Regions from separate parts of the Homo sapiens genome. Here regions 1 and 3 are each linked to region 2. The links are chromatin loops, found by intact Hi-C in ENCODE. Cell type or tissue: PC-9. All regions are shown on one strand.

Evidence for each region. Hi-C counts contacts between places; a loop is a spot of excess contacts. Peaks named below come from ENCODE experiments on the same cell type or tissue, not always from the same donor. Only the 100,000 strongest peaks of a DNase experiment are listed, where the experiment ranks them.
Region 1: it touches region 2 in a loop (4-fold over the local background); 10 of 110 quality-filtered maps call a loop at or near these places.
Region 3: a loop joins it to region 2, with 7 times the contacts of the local background. A loop is called at or near these places in 3 of 110 quality-filtered maps.

What each region holds. Positions count from the first base shown.
Region 1 is chr12:13,222,121-13,224,620 of GRCh38, reverse strand. No RefSeq gene overlaps it. Among named protein-coding and RNA genes, the nearest start is that of EMP1, 27 kb to the right of the region's middle. In PC-9, no CTCF peak of the experiment used is centred here; DNase peaks (open chromatin) are centred at 1,220 and 2,300; H3K27ac peaks cover 2,500 bases.
Region 2 is chr12:12,801,975-12,804,474 of GRCh38, reverse strand. No RefSeq gene overlaps it. Among named protein-coding and RNA genes, the nearest start is that of DDX47, 10 kb to the left of the region's middle. RefSeq lists enhancers at 1-546, 1,077-1,577. In PC-9, no CTCF peak of the experiment used is centred here; DNase peaks (open chromatin) are centred at 294 and 1,064; H3K4me3 peaks cover 915 bases; H3K27ac peaks cover 2,500 bases.
Region 3 is chr12:12,871,129-12,873,628 of GRCh38, reverse strand. No RefSeq gene overlaps it. Among named protein-coding and RNA genes, the nearest start is that of GPRC5A, 19 kb to the left of the region's middle. RefSeq lists an enhancer at 682-1,881. In PC-9, no CTCF peak of the experiment used is centred here; a DNase peak (open chromatin) is centred at 1,068; H3K4me3 peaks cover 635 bases; H3K27ac peaks cover 2,500 bases.

The DNA of each region.
Region 1 (2,500 bases), 420 kb before region 2:
ATCCCTCTGGAAAGTAACCCTTCACAAGTAACCTAAGACATCTTTAGACTAAGGAGCAAGATACTTAAATGTCCAGCCAGCTCCTTGTACTTAACATGTCTAGATCTGAGTTTATAATCTTCCCCCTCAAATTCTTCCTCCAGCTTCCCTCTTTTGTTCATGGCGTGGCCAGTTCCCCCAACTCCAGTCTGGTAAATCAGAGTAATCTTTGTTGCCTTCTCCCTGAAATCTTGCTGAATCACATGACATCTAAATCATACCTTTTGTATTATATTCATCTCTTCCATTCCCATCCCACCCACTTTGTCCAGTTCTTATTACCTCTTCCCTCAAGTACTACAGTAGCCTCCCAACTATTTCTCCACCTTCTTCACTTCTCCTGCAACCCCCTGTATAATCTGCCAAATTCATCCTTTCAGAGCACATTCCAGTTATATCATTGCTCAAAAACGTTTTAGGAATTCCCATTATCCTTCCAAATCATTGTGAAATTCCTAACCCTGAGAGTCAAGACCTTCTGCAGTAAAGCCCCCAGTCTACCTTTCCAAATGGGTCACTTGCTCCAGCCAGCTTTTCCATCGCTATGATTTCGTTGGCTGATCTTTCAACTTCCAACTTCTTTACAACTTCCAACATTTTATTCACCCTTAAAGTTCATCTTAAATGTATGCACAGCTGGATGAGGACCAGAGCCTATTCAGCTACTTTAAATAAATGCAATGCTCTAAAGCAGAGGTCATTCTGCCCAGGCCTAAGGGCTGTACTACTTAGGAAACCCATGGATGTTTTAGGAGAATTTTATGAAAAAAATATATATGTGTACACTTTTACAGAGAGGGCTTTAATCACTTTTAATGACCCTAAAAATAGTAACAGACAACCCCCAGAGGCACATTTCCTCCCTTCTCTCTCAGCATCAATGGCACTCCGCCTGCATTGGAACCACCTGTCCAATTCCCCGAAACAGTGAGTGCCACAGGGGACCGGTTCTGTCACCCGTGATGATGTGTCCCAGCACCTTCCCCAGCCCTTCTCACACAATTATATTGAACATCTGCTAATTGCCAGGCATCCTGCTAAATGCTGAAGGAAAGGAAATGAAATATGAGTTCCCTGCCCTCTTGTAGCTCATGGTCCAGTGAGAGAAGCATGCAGTTTAACCCACTATTCAAATATTCTGTGACAAATGCTCTGATGAAATACACATATGATATTATGTAAACATTGACAAAGCTCATTTCAGTAGGGCCTGGGGCATCAGGCCACCCTTTTGGAGATGAGGAATGTGCTCTGATCCTGTGAAATCAGGATGAGTTAGCCGGATACCAGGGGAAGGACCTTCAGAAAAACAAATGACATGTGGGGAAAACCCCCACAACATGGTATAAGTGTGTGTTTTAGCCCTGGGATAGAGTGGCCATGGGGGAAAAGGCAGCAATAGACAAGTTCTGAATTTTATCCTGCACAACCTGAAGGAGAAAATGAAGGATTAAAAGCAGGAGAATGGCACGCTCATATTTGCACTGCAAGAAAATCAGTTTTTGCAACAGAGTGGAAAATTAGTTGGAGCAGTGAATTCTTATGAGCCTATTCAGCTACTTTAAATAAATGCAATTAAAGGTCTAAACTAAGATCACACTGAAGGGAATGGAAAGAAAGGGAAAGAATCTAGAAATATTTGGGAATTAGAATCACCAAGATACAGTTATTAATTAAATGTGAAGAATGGGGGAGAAGGAGGAATGGTGAGTGACGCTTGGATATCTGGCCTGTAATTCTAAGTGATAGGTGGCTATTTCCTGAGATGGGGAAGTCAAAGAAAGGGAGGAGAACTTCAGGGGTTCAGTTGAATTTGTAGTTCTTACGGCCCTGGCTTCAGAAAGCTGATCTGAGTCTAGATGCAGTTTTTGGATTCATTCCAATATAGGTGATCATTCATTATAGGAATTTTAATTAAATCCCATGCAAAATACAAAGATACAATAAGCAGCAGGCAAAAAAAAAAAAAACAAAAAGGTACAGGCTAAGAGTGCCCATTGGATTGGAGAATATAAAGTGAATCTTGATCCTCAGCAGAGCTATCACTTTGGAGTGCTGAGGGCAGAAGCTGATTGGCTCCAGGGAGGCCCGAGGTGAGGGAGTGGGAAGAGAGGCCTGAGCCTTGCACCCTTAGATCAGGCGGGAGGCCTTCTCTAGGCCTGTGCTTTCCTGGCTTTGCTCCAACCCTCCTCCAGCCACACCCTCCCGGGGGCAAGAAGTCCTTGGGCTCAGGACCAAAGGAGCACACCCACCTGGAGGCCACACCCTGCTGCCAGACTGCATTTTGATTGCTCGTGCTGCCAAAGTCCCTGGCCAAATGTCCTCATGCTCATGACTAAGCCCCTCTCCCTGGGCCTGTCAAATAGAGAGTGGACTGTGTTATGGGATGGCCTATGAGATGGCCCAGGGGCAGCTGTCTGCAAGATGGGGCATGGGTGAGGGCTGTTCTCAGATGTGTGGG
Region 2 (2,500 bases):
TCCTACCAAACCTGCCGTTTGACCCCTTGAGCTCCTAGACCCACTAGGAATAACAGATTTTTATGTCTAGTGCTCCCAAAAAAATCTGGTGTCTCAGACTGAGAACTAAACTGAAGAGGACAAATGATGTTCCATAATGCAAATAAAATTTATAAGGAACGAGTTTAACCTACAGTCAACAATAAGCAGGAAATTCAAATGCTATGTTACAATCTTACGTAGAAAGCCACGGAGGCTAGGGTTTCAAGGTCAGTTCATGCTATGGGCCAGGTAGTAAAGGAAAGGGCAGCTTTGAGTCATTTCCTGGTTTCCTTGTATTCCCTTCATACAAGTGAGGTTTTTTTTAATGTATACACAATTTTTTTTTGAGACAGTCTCACTTTGTCACCCAGGCTGGAGTGCAGTGGTGCGATCTCAGCTCACTGCAACCTCCACCTCCCGGGCTCAAGAGATTCTCGTGCCTCAGCCTCCTGAGTAGCTGGAATTACAGGCGCGCACTAATTTTTTTTGTATTTTTAGTAGAGACAGGGTTTCTCCACGTTGGCCAGGCTGGTCTCAAACTCCTGGCCTCAAGTGATTTGCCTGCCTCAGCCTCGCAAAGTGCTAGGATTACAGGCATGAGCCATCATACCCAGCCTTAAATGTATACACAATTAAAAAAAAATTACTAGAAATGGAGGTATTTATAAAGTTCCTTGGCAATCCTGATACCATGGCCACAGTGAAATAATGAGTATAATACACAGCAGCTTCCAGCTACACTCAAAATAGAAGCATGTGAATTTCATATAGTAAGTTTGAAATCTAAATGTTTAAAATAAATAAAACGTTAACTGCTATCCTGGACATTTCTCATGCTTGATGATAACCCAACATCTTTTAATTATCTTTTCCAATGATTGGCAAATTTCTCCCATTCTAAGTTCACCTCCTTGAAGGAGAAACCAGAAACTCACTCTCCACCCTCCCTTGCACCTGGGTCCCAGACACATGACTTGGCCTCTGCCAAACAGACACACCCACACCAGAGCTTAGTTCAGACATGAGTCATGCAAGGAAGTAGACACAGGCATTGGCAGAGGTGTCCTGCTTAAGGGGCAATAGCACAAAGGCTGTGATGTCCAGTGCCCGTGCCAGGCGTGCAGTATGAGATGCCCTAGCCTAGCAACAGCAGCAGTGGGGTTTCTGCTGGAGTGGTGATCTCACAACAGGCTGCAGGTGTTGTTCCTGGCTGCATTGCCCTTGAGCCTGACTTTTGCTTTCTTGGAGATTCTGTGAGCTTCCTAACAGACTTTAATAAAGTCCTTCTCTGCTTAACTAGAAGAGGTTCTGCTGTTTGCATCTAAGAACGCTAACAGCTTCTAAAGGAAAAAAAAACTATACTTCTCTGATCTATTTTTTATTTTTTTTGAGATGGAGCCTCACTCTGTGGCCCAGCCTGGAGTGCAGTGGCACAATCTCAGCTCACTGCAACCTCCGCCGCCTGGGTTCAAGCAATTCTCCTTTCTCAGCCTCCTGAGTAGCTGGAATTACAGGTGTGCACCACCACACCCAGCTAATCTTTGTATTTTTAGTAGAGACGGGGTTTCCCCATGTTGGCCAAGCTGGTCTCAAACTCCTGACCTCAGGTGATCCACCCGTCTCAGCTTCCCAAAGTGCTGGAATTATAGGCGTGAGCCACCATGGCCCAGCCTGATCTTTTTTTTTTTTTTTTTTTTTGAGATGAGGTCTCACTATGTTGCCCAGGTTTATCTCAAACTCTTGGGCTTAATTGATCTTCCCACCTCAGCCTCCCGATCACACGTTATGAAAACCTACTCACCAAACTGTCCCTCTGTGGTAGCCTTTCCTTCGTGCTGCCTGGTAAGCCTGTGCGTTTCCTTACTGCATCTTTCTCCCACTTTCCCAAACAACTCTGCTCAGCCTTCCAGTGCACCCTCTCCCGTTGTCACTCTCAGCCTATGGCCTTGCTTCCTATTTCAGTGAAAAAATAAAAAAAACTTCCACAAGTTTCCACTGCCCGTCTTATCACCTATCTGCCTTCCCTCTTGTTCTTGAAGATGTCCTGTCAGTGCCTCTGCCAAATGCAGCCAACCCTCCACATGAGCACCTGGGCTAAATCTCACCCCTTCTTACTTTATCAAGGACATTCCTCTAAAGTCTCTATGTTCTCTCCTGACCCATGAATGTTTCTCTCTCCACTGGATGATTCCCACGGCATCTATACATGCTATTATTTCTTCCTATCTTAAAAAATATTTCTGATGGGGCCGGGCATGGTGGCTCATGCCGGTAATCCCAGCACTTTGGGAGGCCGAGGCGGGCGGATCACAAGGTCAAGAGATCGAGACCATCCTGGACAACATGGTGAAACGCCGTCTCTACTAAAAATACAAAAATTAGCTGGGCATGGTGTCGTGAGCCTGTAGTACCAGCTACTCAGGAGGCTGAGGCAGGGGAATTGCTTGACCTGGGAGGCAGAGGTTGCAGTGAGCCGAGA
Region 3 (2,500 bases), 69 kb before region 2:
TCGGCTTCCCAATCTGTAAATTCAGGCTGACACATCTTCCAAACTTCTGGATCTGTCAATCAACAGAGGTCACCTAAAAACTCTGAGAGGAGTTACGAGAACATAGAAGGAATAAAAAGCCCTCAGAAGGGCCAGGTGCGGTGGCTGACGCCTGTAACCCCAGCACTTTGGGAGGCTGAGGTGGGCAGATCACTTGAGGTCAGGAGTTTGAGACCAGCCTAGGCAACATGGTGAAACCCCATCTCTACTAAAAATACAAAAATTAGCGAGGCGTGGTAGTGCGCACCTGTAGTCCTGCTACTCAGGAGGCTGTGGTAGGAGGATCACTTGAGCCCAGGAGGCAGAGCGAGCTGAGAGCATGCCACTGCACTCCAGCCTGGGCAACAGAGACCCTGTCTCAAAAAGAAAAGGAAAAAAAAAAGCCCTCAGAGGGCTTCTAGAAAAGCTGGGAGACTAAGAGGAGCAATGCATTGAACACAGAAGTGAGTCAGTGTGAGCTGTATGGTGTCTACTCTTCCCTCTGTGGTTCTTCAAAGGGAGTAGAGGGTGGGTGATGGGGGTGACTCAAGAATGCATAGGACTTTATCAATCAAATTCCCATACGGAATCAGAACAAGCCTGGCAGGTTCATGGACCAGCGAAGAGATTAGAGCAGATCCTTTCAGGGATCATTTAGATTATCATCATAGACCTTCAGGGTCGCCTAACTGGGTGGATGAGAACACCGCTGGGCTCATGCTTTGCCCACAGTCCCAGCAGTCACCCTGCTGACTCAGATGTCTTTCCTCAGAAGCTCTCTCCTGCAAGCGGCAGCTGCTGGGGTCACCTGTCCCCAGGTGCCTCATCTCATCTGGCTCCTCAAAACTCCTCCGCTCCACCCATCAGCCTGCACCTTCCAGGAATGCAGATGCCATGACCAATCTGCGTCCACAGAGAATGTTTGAGAAACACAGCTTGAAAGGCCAGTGATGCCCCCACAGAGTGGCCAATCACATCTTGCTAGAGTTTTCTATGCCAATAAAACCAGAAAAAGCAAACAAACACTTTCAGCCTGACCCAAAGGAGAACAAATGAGGCAGTTATAAGAAGGTAGGGTGTGACCCTATACACATAAACCGGTAGAGCTGGAAAAAACTCCTTCAAAGAGAATGGCTCACCTTGCTCCATTTCCCTTGCAGCGATTCCTGGGGCACGTCTATTATCAGCAATTGCAGGCATTAGTAATGGAAATGAAATCCATACCTCCCAGCTAACCATCCCTGCCCAGTTACTTGTAGTTACTTATCTGTTTCTATCAAGTAGCACATATATTAAATTCATGCCTAAATAAACAAGAAAAAAAGGCTAATTTCCTGGCAGGAAATTCTTATGTAATTAGTCAACAGCTCCCGCCCCTGGTCCGTCACTAACCAGCACTGTGACCTTTAGCAGGTCCACTTCTCTTCATCCCCCTCAGCACAACCTCAGGCCCAGCCCCCACAAGCCTCTCCTGGACCACCACAGTGGCTTCCAGCTGATCTCCATGTCTCTAGTTTTTCTTCTCTCCAAAGCATTCCCCACTCTAGAAGCCTTTTGTGTAGAGATCCTCCTAAAACCCCAAATCTGCTCAACTCTCCTCAAAATCCATAACCTCTCAGCCTGGCCCAGTGGCTCACACCTGTAATCCCAGCACTTTGGGAGACCAAGGCGAGAGGATCACTTGAGGCCAGGAGTTTGAGACGAGCCTGGGCAACATAGTTAGATACCATCTCTACAAAAAATAAAAAATTAACTGGGCATGGTGGTGCTCACCTATAGACCCAGCCACTCCGGAGGCTGAGTGGGGAGGATGGCTTGAGCCCAGGAGGTCGAGGCTGTAGTGAGCTGTGCTCACGCCACTGCACTGCAGCCTGGGTGGCAAAACAAGACCCTATCTCAAAAACAAACACAACCTCTCTTCACTTACTCTAGGACAAGTTCAGAAAACCATGTATGGCTTACAAAGTCATTCGTGATCTGGCCCCTGTTTACCATTCCAGAATGATATCTCTCTCTCCATTCACCCTCTTTTTTTTTTTTTTTTTTTTTTTTTTTTTTTTGAGACTGAGTCTTGCTCTATCGCCCAGGCTGGAGTGCAGTGGCACAATTGAACCTCCTGGGTTCAACCAATTCTCCAGCCTCAGCCTCCCAAGTAGCTGGGATTACAGGCACACGCCATCATGCCCAGCTAATTTTTGTATTTTTAGTAAAGACAGATTTCACCATGTTGGCCAGGCTGGTCTCGAACTCGTGACCTCAAGCGATCCGCCCACCTCAGCCTCCCAAAGTGCTGGGATTACAGGCATGAGCCACTGCGCCTGGCCTCTCCATTCACTTTCTTAAATTCTATGTTCCAGCTGTATATTTACATACCCACGGCTCCCTGTATAATACTAATAATAGCAACAATGACCATCATCTATTGTTTCCTATGTATCAGGTTTGTTCTAAAAAACTCTTCCTTCTGGTTCAAGTTGGTGTT